Linked DNA regions of Homo sapiens: all the other regions are linked to region 1. Evidence: read pairs that join two places in POLR2A ChIA-PET (ENCODE). Cell type or tissue: GM12878. All regions are shown on one strand.

The links. Peaks named below come from ENCODE experiments on the same cell type or tissue, not always from the same donor. Only the 100,000 strongest peaks of a DNase experiment are listed, where the experiment ranks them.
Region 2: POLR2A ChIA-PET joins it to region 1 with 7 read pairs; 2 of 35 experiments call an interaction of 5 or more read pairs at or near these places.
Region 3: POLR2A ChIA-PET joins it to region 1 with 5 read pairs; 2 of 35 experiments call an interaction of 5 or more read pairs at or near these places.

The regions. Positions count from the first base shown.
Region 1 is chr11:86,284,955-86,288,954 of GRCh38, reverse strand. It overlaps a transcript of EED not described here. Among named protein-coding and RNA genes, the nearest start is that of MIR6755, 8.6 kb to the right of the region's middle. In GM12878, no CTCF peak of the experiment used is centred here; DNase peaks (open chromatin) are centred at 5 and 1,644; H3K27ac peaks cover 1,640 bases.
Region 2 is chr11:85,995,249-85,999,248 of GRCh38, reverse strand. It overlaps PICALM (phosphatidylinositol binding clathrin assembly protein), which reads left to right. Exons shown (of 20, transcript NM_007166.4): 12 at 2,320-2,423. Among named protein-coding and RNA genes, the nearest start is that of PICALM, 72 kb to the left of the region's middle. In GM12878, no CTCF peak of the experiment used is centred here; no DNase peak of the experiment used is centred here.
Region 3 is chr11:85,979,417-85,983,416 of GRCh38, reverse strand. PICALM (phosphatidylinositol binding clathrin assembly protein) reads left to right here. Exons shown (of 20, transcript NM_007166.4): 15 at 1,414-1,545; 16 at 1,642-1,672; 17 at 2,189-2,288. Among named protein-coding and RNA genes, the nearest start is that of PICALM, 88 kb to the left of the region's middle. In GM12878, no CTCF peak of the experiment used is centred here; no DNase peak of the experiment used is centred here.

The DNA.
Region 1 (4,000 bases):
TCAGGCCCCAGTCTGGGACAGGAACTGCTAAATCCTAGACACAGAAGCAATTCAATAGGCGGCAGAGCTAGTGACAATTCTCTACCACTCCCACCCGTAACCTTGGACATGGGTTTGAAAGACACCAGTTAGTAACAGTGAGAAAATTTCAAGTTGACTGTGGAAAGTTGGGCTGGGCTGGGCTGAAATCAACTTTATATAATTATATCTACTTTGGGCTGTTTTGTGTTGTGCCCAGCCAATATAAAATTGCAGTTTAGCAAAACTTTTGAGAGTTTATTATTAAAATACTCCCTAAATGATTATGGTACATTCACTCTTTTCACATGTGGGAACCACTGCATAATAAAGGTCTATATAGGGCCATCACTAATACAGTGCTTTGCACACCTGGCCAATTAAATACATGAATAAATGATTCTCTCCTGTCTACTAGGAGCTAACATTTTAGAGCAAAGGCAAAAAAGTATTTTGAAGGGTCCTTCACAGAGAGTTTTGACTTCCCAAGGGTCACAAACTCTGTATTTCAGCCAGATTTACTCAGGGATTAAGGGGAATAATGCAGAACTCTTACATAAGTTATTCATTTTATTATTTTTCATTAGAGTCAGGGTCTCGCTCTGTCACCAGAGCTGGAGTGCAGTGGCGGGATCATGGCTCAAGGCTCAAGCGATCCTCCTGCCTCAGCCTTCCAAGCAGCTAAGACTACAGGCATGTGCCACCACACCTGGCTAGTTGTTTTTTGTAGAGATGGAATCTCGCTATGTTGCCAGGGCTGGTCTCAAACTCTTGGGCTCAAGTGATCTTCCTGCATCAGCCTTCTAAAGTGCTGGGATTACAGGCCTGAGCCACCATCCCCTGCAGGTTGCTATTCAGAACTGGGATTATTAAGACAATTTGCAACCAGATTCAGTAAGATAAGCCAAGCCTTTCTTATATGAAATATTAACAGTTTAAAAAGTGATTTTGCATGGCTGAGCGCGGTGGCTCATGCCTGTAATCCCAGCACTTTGGGAGGTCAAGGTCGGGAGTTCGAGACCAGCCTGACCCATATGTAGAAACCTCATCTCTACTAAAAATACAAAATTCAGGCATGGAGACGCATGCCTGTAATCCCAGCTACTCAGGACGCTGAGGCAGGAGCATCGCTTGAACCCAGGAGGCACAGGTTGCCATGAGCTGAGATTGCGCCATTGCACTCCAGCCTGGGCAACAAGAGCAAAACTCTGTCTCAAAAACAATAAATAAATAAAAAATAGTGATTTTGCAATGAAGAAAAATAATGGCCCATATAGCACAGGGTGTCAGTTCAGTGCCATACACTTCTTATGATCAATGATTTTCTGGCAACCCAGTTTATTGGTTTCGGAATTAAACACACACACTTCCCTCACTCATTATGCAGAAATGTAAGAGAAATCACCCAACAATTTTTTATTCCACATCAGCCTGGGGTACCCAAGCAAGAAAGGCAAAATGAATCTGCTTTCATTCACATGAAGTCTTGCTCTACATCAGAAAATAACCATGAAATACCAAGAATCTTTGTAGAAATCCACCAGCTCAATTCCAAAGTGATAGTCATTTTCTATAAATCACAACAGGGGAAACCCAGAGGTAACCACTGAAAGCAGGGGAAGTTACAGACTGTGGTCTCTGGTTAAAGAGAGGCCATTTAGCACTTTTTACTTATGGTTGTATTTCTCACAATGTGGGCCCCACTTCCACTACCCTTGGTAAAAGCCATCTAGACTCATTTTCCCTAGGTTACTGTGTTTCACACTGCAGGCTGAGATCCATGGGCAGGTTGTGAAATCAATTTAGTGAGTTACAACCAGCATTACAAAAAGAAAAAAAAAAAGAAATAGAAAATTTCAGAATGCATCATATTAGTAAGTATATTGTTTCATGGGACTTTCTATATGTGTGTATGATTGGGTTATTATGTATAGTCTATTTCTTTTTTTTTTTTTTTTTTTTTTTGAGACGGAGTCTCGCTCTTTCGCCCAGGCAGGAGTGCAGTGGCGCTATCTTGGCTCACTGCAAGCTCCACCTCCCGGGTTCACACCATTCTCCTGCCTCAGCCTCCCGAGTAGCTGGGACTACAGGTGCCCACCACCGTGCCCGGCTAATTTTTTGTATTTTTAGTAGAGACGGGGTTTCACCGTGTTAGCCAGGATAGTCTCGATCTCCTGACCTCGTGATCTGCCCGCCTCGGCCTCCCAAAGTGCTGGGATTACAGGCCTGAGCCACCGCACCTGGCCTGTATAGTCTATTTCTTACTGTGGGTTGCATTAAAAAAAATTTAAAACCTACTGTCCTAGATGATACCTTGTTCAAGCCTGAAGATGCAATTAAGCAGAATGACTGTCCCCTTTGCCTCAAAGGAGCATTTCAATTCTTTAAGCACTTCTGGAAAAAGTGACCATCATTTCTTTAGACTTTTGCCTTTCTCAGGCATTTGCTTAAAGATAATTTTAAAGTCACTGAGTTTCTACCAGCCTTTTTCCAGTATTTTGTAGTAGATGATATACTCAAAGCCACCTCTTATTCCTTTCTCACCCCATTTTTTTTCCTTCGAAACACCCCAAGACTTCATCCTATTTGTCATCTCAGCCAGGCACAGTGGCTCACGCCTGTAATCCCAGCACTTTGGGAGGCTGAGGCGGGCGGATCACTTGAGGCCAGGAGTTCCAGACCAGCCTGGCCAACATGGCGAAACCCCGTCTCTACTAACGATACCAAAAAAAAAAAAAATTAGCTGGCTGTGGTGGCACACATTTGTAATCCCAGCTACTCAGGAGGCTGAGACAGGAGAATTGCTTGAACCTGAGAGGTGGAGGCTGCAGTGAGCCGAGATTGCACCACTGCATTCCAGCCTGGGCGACAGAGCGAGACTCTGTCTCAAATAAAAGTGGAGTTACTTTTGTGCAGAGTTTCCACTCCCCTGGTAAGAACAAAATACTTGTGTGTATGAGACACAAATATCAATTCTGTAATTTCTAATTTCACATAAGAGGTAAAGGCTCTTATGTTTGTATTTAAAATGATCATTACACCAGGCCTGGTGGCTCACACCTGTAATCCCAGCACCTTGGGAGGCTGAGGCAGGTTGGATCACTTGAGGTCAGGAGTTCGAGACCATCCTGGCCAACATGGTGAAACCCTGTCTCTACTAAAAATACAAAAATTAGCTGGGCTTGGTGGCGCACGCCTGTAATCCCAGCTACTCAGGAGGCTGAGGCAGGAGAAGCTCTTGAAACTGGGAGGCGGAAGTTGCAGTGAGCTGAAATCACACCCCTGCACTCCAGCCCGGGCAACAAGAGCGAAACTCTGTCTCAAAAAAATAAAATGATCATTACACAATATGAAAATGAATAATAAAATTCATGCTAACAATTTTACTTTACTTAGAATGGCATTAAGTAGCAAAATTTAAAACCACGACCAGTTGAGAAATTGTTAAAGGATGGAAAAAGCTTTATAGTTAGTACCTTTAACCTAATTTTTCCTTTTAATTTTTTTTTCTTTTTTTGAGACAGGGTCTTGCTCTGTCACCCTGGCTGGATTGCAGTGGTGTGATCACAGCTCACTGCAGCCTCAGCCTCCTGGGCTCAAGTGATACTCCCACCTTAGCCTCCCTAGTAGCTGGGACTACAGGTGCACACTACTCCACCCAGCTAATTTTCAAATATTTTGTAGAGACAGCGTCTTGCTATGTTGCTTAGGGTGGTCTCAAACTCCTGGGCTCAAGCAGTCCTCCTGCCTTGGCCTCCCAAAGTGCTGCGATTACAGGCATGAACCACCGTGCCCAGCCTTTTCTGTTTTTTGGTTTTTCGTTTTTGAGACAGAGTCTCACTCTGTTGCCCAGGCTGGAGTGTGGTGGCACAATCTCAGCTCACCGCAACCTCTGCCTCACGGGCTCAAGTGATTCTCATGCTTCATCCTCCCAAGTAGCTGGGATTACAGGCACATGCCATCATGCCTAGCTAACTTTTGT
Region 2 (4,000 bases), 290 kb after region 1:
ACACAACTATTGTACATCTAAAAGACATGTCTTCAAAACTTTTTTATAAAAATACAGTTAGAAGGAATAAGTTCTAGTGTTTGATAGCACAGTAGAATTACTAATTAAAAACAATTGTATTACCTATATCAAAGTAGCTAGAAGATTTAGAATGTTCTCAACACAGAGAAATGATGAATGTTTGAGGTGTGATAGATGTCCTGATAATTACATGGTATGCATGTATCACAATATCATATGTATCCCATAAATATGTACAATTATTGTATATCCATTTAAAAAGAAAAACATTCTATTTTGGAGAATATATAAGTTAAAAATTAGGAGCTGGGTGTGGTGGCGTGTGCCTGTTGTCCCAGCTACTCAGGAGGTTGAGGCAGGAGGAAGGCCTGAGCCCAGCCGTACAAGCTAGCCTGGGCAACATCTCTTGGTCTGTTTGTCTGTTTCTCTCTCAATCTCTCTCTCTCTTTTGAGACAGTGACTTACTCTGTCACCCAGGCTGGAGTGCAGTGGCACAGCCATGGCTCACTGCAGCCTCAACCTCCTGGGCTCAAGCATTCCCTCTGCCTTAGCTTCCCGAGTAGCTGGGACTACAGGCGCACTCCGCAATGCCCAACTATTTTTCGTATTTTTTCGCCATTTTGCCCAAGCTGATCTTGAACTTTTGAACTCAAGCAGTCCGCACGCCTCAGCCTCCCAAAGTGCTGGGATTACAGGCATGAGCCACTACACCCAGCCTCCAGACCCCTTCTCTTAAAAAAATTATCTGTACTGTGTTTGAATTCTTAGACACTCTGGGGTCATGTTTTGAGTTGTTCATTAAAATCACATAGAAGTCGGCCGGGCATGGTGGCTCATGCCTGTAATCCCAGCATTTTGGGAGGCTGAGGTGGGCGCATCATGAGGTCAGGAGATCGAGACCATCCTGGCTAACACGGTGAAAGCCCATCTCTACTAAAAATATAAAAAATTAGCCGGGCGTGGTGGCAGGCGCCTGTAGTCCCAGCTACTTGGCAGGCTGAGGTAGAAGAATGGCATGAACCCGGGAGGCGGAGCTTGCAGTGAGCCAGGATCGCTCCACTGCACTCCAGCCTGGGCGACGGAGCGAGACTCTGTCTCAAATAAAAAAAATTACATAGAAGTCTTGAGGTAGAAATATATCATGTAAGCCAGGCATGGTGCCTCCCGCCTGTAATCCCAGCACTTTGGGAGGCTCAGGTGGGTGGATCATCTGAGGTCAGGAGTTCGAGGCCAGCCTGGGCAGTGTGGTGAAACCCTGTCTCTACTAAAGGACAAAAATTAGCCAAGCATGGTGGCATGCACCTTTAATCCCAGCTTCTTGGGAGGCTAAGGCATGCCAGTCACTGGAACCCAGGAGGTGGAGGTTGCATTGAGCCAAGATCACATCACTGCACTCCAGCCTGGACAACAGAGTGAGACTCTTGTCTCAAAAAAAGCAAAACAACAACAAAAAAAGAGGCTGAGCACAGTGGCTCACGCCTGTAATCCCAGCACTCTGGGAGGCCGAGGCAGGCGTATCACCTGAGGTCAAGAGTTTGAGACCAGGCTGGCCAACATGGTGAAACCCTGTCTCTATTAAAAATACAAAAATTAGCCGGATGCGGTGCTGCGCACCTGTAGTCCCAGCTGCTTGGGAGGCTAAGGCAGGAGAATCATTTGAACCTGGGAGGCAGAGGTTACAGTGAGCCAAGATCACGCCGCTGCACTCCATCCTGGGCGACAGAGCGAGACTCTGTCTCAAAAAAAAGAAGAAAGAAATATATCATGTAAATAGTGTGTTGTGTGATGGGGTGGCTCTATTCATAAATGCATGTAAAATTTTTTCCCTGTATCATTGATACATAGTTTGGACACTGAGGCACTAGAAGTGAGGTTAATGAGTATTTTACTGTGTAGTGTATTGCAAATGTGATTCAAGTTCTGTGAATATTAAAAGTAAGAAAAGAGTTTTATTAAAAATATTAAAATTGCTGTGATATTTTGTATTTTAGAATCTTGTTGTTTAGGTTCATTTTAATAGGGAAATTAGTTTTTTCTAGGGGAAGACATTCATCCTTTTCAGAAGAGCTACTGTTCTTTGAATCTTATATAAACTTAAGATATGATATTAGATTATTTTTCCAAGCCTCCTTAGAAATATGCTGTCATATGAAGAAACTGTTCCTCTTTTGAGATTTATATTAATGAGACTTTTCTCCCTTGTTTTTAATGTTTTTATCTGTGGTGGGTGGAGAAGGTGACACTAAAGTAGCAAAGTTTTTCTGGTAAATAAAACACGTTTCCAAAATATCTTTCTAGCACATCAAAGCTGCCCAATGATCTGCTTGATTTGCAGCAGCCAACTTTTCACCCATCTGTACATCCTATGTCAACTGCTTCTCAGGTAGCAAGTACATGGGGAGGTAAGCATTGATGAATTCTATTTTAGATGTTACATGCATCTCTCCTCCTCATTCTGTGGTGTTTACTTATTTGTAGTTTTTTATTACACTTGATACATGAGAACTTGATAAGTATTAAAATGGCAATGAAGCAATTTTATCCCTTGAAGGTATGTTCATTTATTATAAATAATTTAGGAATTTATGTTCAATTAAATTATGAAATGACATTTAATAAAGATAAAACTAAATGTAAGAGGAAGGACCAAGTGTGTTTTTAACTATGAGATTATTCTTTTAATGTTGAATTTTTATTCCATAACCAGAAAATGCATGGTGGTTATTTCGATTTTGGTGTAGAATTTTTTTTTTTTAACTTTTGGGGAATAACTTATCTTTGTGTTAAGTATATGATATAGTTCTAATAAAACTCAGATGGTATTATCACACAGGGAACATGTTGTGACCATAATTGTCTCGACCAGCTTTATGGTCAAGACATAAATGTTTTAAATGTTTTTTTAATTAAGACCTGAAAGATTTTGCTAGTCAAAGAATTTTCCCCTTGTACCAATAAGAATGTTTGCTGCCCTTAAGCAGTTCTGAAGTGATAGGCTTATCTCTCATAGCAAGATAAGTTAATTATTCTAATGAGTTTTTATAGTATATAAACAAAGCTTTTTTTCATTTTATTTTAATGATTTGAATTTAAGAACATTTTAAATTATTTTTTTGAAGGAACTATATCCTAGAAAGTAAGCTCTGTGAAGGCAGGTTTTAAAATATTTTGTTCCGACAAGTAGTTTGTAAATGTTTGTTGAATAAGGTGGGGCACAGAGCAGATAGTAAAACCCTAAAACACTAGATTTCATGGTAATTTTGTGAGCCTGAACTTGATTTAAAAAACTAATTGACTTTGAAGGCTAGTTTAATTTAGCTAAGTTTTAAGATCTGAGAGTAATTCCTAAAAATGACAAGATATTAATAGTTTAAAGTTAAGTATTTTAGAATTATTTCAGAATGAACTATAGATAGTAAATTAAGATTAAGAAAGCAGTTTCTTAATATCCTAATGTTATGTTCTGATTTTTGGATTCTTAATTATTTTCTGCCTTATTGTGAATTGCTTTAGAAAAGGTTAGTAGAATTAACATGACCATTTAAGCAGTTTCAGCTTATTTCCTTTTTTAAAGAAATGTAGTAGTCTTTTTAAAACTAAGGCTGAGTTGTTTTTCTAAATAGACTAAAAATTTTATAGAAGGCCAAATAAAAATATATTAAACATTTCAAAGAAGCTGAACTGCAATTCCTGTTTTGTCTGGACACCATGTACAACTAAAAATGACAAGTTGAAGTTTCTACTTGAACTTGTTAAAGTCACATATGAAAGCAGATAGACTATTACTGTGGAAGAACAATTCTAAGTAATTTCAGTCTGTAAGAATTGTTCTATGTCCTGTTATAAGACATTATTCCATCAAAGTCTCTATGTGACAGACTGCAATATATTGGAATACATTTAATCATGTTTTACTTTTCTATTTTCGGTTATTTTGCTTTGTATGCTGTTTCTGTAAAAATTTCCCCCATATTAAGTC
Region 3 (4,000 bases), 310 kb after region 1:
ATTAAATAATCAGGCCTGTGGGTACAGGAGCTTTTTATTGTTTTATGAATGATTCTTATTATGGTTCATTTGTCTTAAAGGAACTTTATAGATCTGTAGAACCAGGTTTCCACTTTGTGTTTTCATTAATACCTTGTTAATTTGAAGTGCCTGTAAAACTTTGACACTCATAATTCTGTTCTTACCATCGGATGGCCTTTGATTTTGGTTAGTAATTAACTTTTAGCCATTTAGAGAGAATATATTGAGATGTTCTTAATTTTATAACATATAATTAGTTATCCTTCAAAAACTAAGAAGCAAGCCTATAAAGAATATGTATGGACTAAGAATTTATTTTTTTCTATGCACTAGTAGGTTTATGATAATATTTTTTTGCTGCGGTAGGTTTTAGTTTGTCTTGCCTGGGAAAGTGGAAAGAGAGACCAATCATTGTTGTGAACTATCATCTTTGGTGACTTTCTTTTTCAAACTGTAATATTCCTAGATCATACTATTGAGTCCCATAGAGGGTTTGTTTGATTGGATTTTCTTTTATTTTCTATAATTTGGTGAGGAAAACTTAAAGAATTTTATTTTCATTTTTAAGAATTGTTCTCATTTACTAGATGGGCTTATACAATTACAGTATTTAGCAGTTTCTTAGATATAGTTCACTCTTACATTCTCTGCTTTTAAAAAAAAGGTCTCGGCCGGGCGCGGTGGCTCACGCCTGTAATCCCAGCACTTTGGGAGGCCGAGGCGGGTGGATCATGAGGTCAGGAGATCGAGACCATCCTGGCTAACAAGGTGAAACCCCGTCTCTACTAAAAATACAAAAAATTAGCTGGGCGCGGTGGCGGGCGCCTGTAGTCCCAGCTACTCGGGAGGCTGAGGCAGGAGAATGGCGTGAACCCAGGAAGTGGAGCTTGCAGTGAGCCGAGATTGCGCCACTGCAGTCCGCAGTCCGACCTGGGCGACAGAGCAAGACTCCGTCTCAAAAAAAAAAAAAAAGTCTATAAAATCTTATTTCTTAACGTAAAAGGAACTTTTTTCAAAGTTCCAGAGAGCTATTTTTTAACCTATATTGCTTTAGATATAAGTGAGTCTTCAGAAAATTTTGCTGGGCTAGCAGGAGAATTACATTTGTTTTTTTTCTCTTTTATAATACTTCTCTCTTATCCCCTTTAACCCTAATGTAATTTTGTCATGAGATAAGAGATGATTTCTGTCAAAGCAAATACAGCCTTCTCAGTCAATTCAGTATGAAGTGGTGACTTTCTTCATTTTCCATTTAAAGACATTTACTAATGTCTATTTTTTGGATAACTTTTCCAGTGAATAAACAAGGAGAAAAGGCAAAGACCTCCTTTAGAAAACCATAGCGTCATAAAGTTCCTTACAAATTCTATTTCGTCTGTTTGTAACTTTAAGGCTTTGATGAACTAGGTGGACTTCTCAAACCAACAGTGGCCTCTCAGAACCAGAACCTTCCTGTTGCCAAACTCCCACCTAGCAAGTTAGTATCTGATGACTTGGATTCATCTTTAGCCAACCTTGTGGGCAGTAAGTAGTCTTTGGATACGTTAATCTTCTTTTATGTTGTTTTATTAAACTGCGTCTCGTGTTATAAAATGCTTTTTTGTTTTTCTCCTTTCCTAGATCTTGGCATCGGAAATGGAACCACTAAGAAGTGAGTGTTTAATATACACATTGTTTTCTCCGTGTGTTATTTAGTGTTTTCTCCATGTGTTATTTGGAGGGTTGATTTGGCTTTCCTCTCAAAAATATGTGTAGAGATATCAAGTCTGCATCTTTTTTTTTTTTTTTTGACACGGAGTCTCGCTCTGTTGCTCAGGCTGGAGTACAGTGGCGCAATCTCGGCCCACTGCAAGCTCCGCCTCCCGGATTCACGCCGTTCTTCTGCCTCAGCCTCTCAAGTAGCTGGACTACAGGCACCCACCACCATGCCTGGCTAATTTTTTTGTATTTTTAGTAGAGACGGGGTTTCGCCGTGTTAGCCAGGTTGGTCTCAATCTCCTGACCTCAAGTGATTTGTCCACCTTGGCCTCCCAAAGTGCTGGGATTACAGGCATGAGCCACCACGCCCAGCCTCAAGTCTCTATCTTACTCTGTTCTATATAAGTATATAGCTAAGGAAACTTTATAATTAGAGACATTTAATATTCTCACTTATGTTTATTTAAAGTGATGTAAATTGGAGTCAACCAGGTGAAAAGAAGTTAACTGGGGGATCTAACTGGCAACCAAAGGTTGCACCAACAACCGCTTGGAATGCTGCAACAATGGTGAGTTGAAAAAGCTCCTGATAGACTAACAGTTGAATAATTTAGTTAAATATGTAACATGAAAATGTTTTTAAAGTGATAGACATAAATAGAAGGATTGTTACTGAGTTTAGAAGTATAAGTAATTGTATTTCTTTCAAAGGAAGCTGGTTGCCTATATTTACCAGATACATTTTAGTGGCTAACAAGTATTTAAGGGTTACTTTGTGCCAGACATATTCCAGTAAATAATAATGTTTTATTTTTTATAATCCTCCTATTAATGTGTTAGTCACTATTATTATCCCTATTTTACAGATGAGGAAGTGGAGGCTCAGAGTTATTAAGCAATGTGCTCAGGATTACAGAGATCTTAAATGATGAGTTGAATTTTTATAACCTAGGCAGCCTAACTATAGAACATATGTCCTTAATCACTACTCTATATTACTGACCTCAAATTTTTTATTTATTTTTCTAAAATACAAAATCTTGTGATTTCATTATTGGTAAAGAAACTATACTTGCTTCGGTTTTGTCATATAATTTATATATATGACAATGTGTTTGGCAATTATATATATGTCATATAACTTACACAGTTGATACTCATTATTTGTGGCAGTTAAGTACTTAAGTCACCCCAAACACTGAATTAGTGAACACTGAACCCTTGCTGGGGGAAATATATGCATATATGTATATGTCACATAGACGGTCCTTTTAGAAAACCTCATTCTAGTATATTCTATTTATTTTATGAAAGAGGAAATAAAGTTCAGAAGTGTTAAGTGACTTGCTTAAGGCTGTCGCACTAACTGGTGCCAGAGTTGGAATTTTAGCCCTGTCCAGCTGGCCCCAGAGTCAGAGTTTCTTGCAGTATGATGGACTCCCCATCCTCCTTCTCTATCCTCTGGTCTGGTATGAGAGCTGAACCAAGGCAGAGTGTCCTTTGTTCCATCTCAGCTGGAGGTGAACTGTATTGGATGAGTCAAATTTTTGCCCCTCTGCAAATGAGCATGAATGGCCTTGAAAGCACCAGGAGTGTTGATTTTTGGTGTCACAAAGTTTATCATGTAGGTGAATTTGCAAATATGGAATCCATGAATAATGAGGATTAACTGTATTTTCTAATTAAATAATTAGCATCTAGTAATGAAGAGGTTTTAGTATGTTTTAATTACTGTAAGGTATGGTAGACCCAGAATAGCTCTGTGGCTATTCTCCTGTCCTTGGCCAGTTTCTATCTTACCAACCAACAAATTTTCGTCAGTCAAAGAAAACTCCTTGTGGAAAAGTTTGAAGCATTCTTTCTCCAGACAGTAGGCTAGTAGCTGTGTTTTGATTACACGGGCTACACGTTACTGACAGCTGTCCTGTTACTGTTAGAGGCTGCGGTTGTCCTTATAGCCACTTCCAGAGCACTGCCCTGTTTTCCGTGGGTTAATGATATGTTAAAATTAGTAGGACTGAGCTAAAAATAGTATGTTTGTTAAAATTTGTGCATTTTATTATATAGCTTAAGACTTCATAAATGGAAAGTAATATTGAGATTTAGCTACCTTTTTAAGGCAGTGTTTTTTTGTTGTTGTTTTTGTTTTCTTTCAGACAGTGTTCATTGCCATCACTAATTTTATTATTTTGTATTTTTTTTTTTTTTGTGACGGAGTCTTGCTCTTTTGCCCAGGCTACATTGCAGTGGCGCGACCTCAGCTCACTGCAACCTCTGCCTC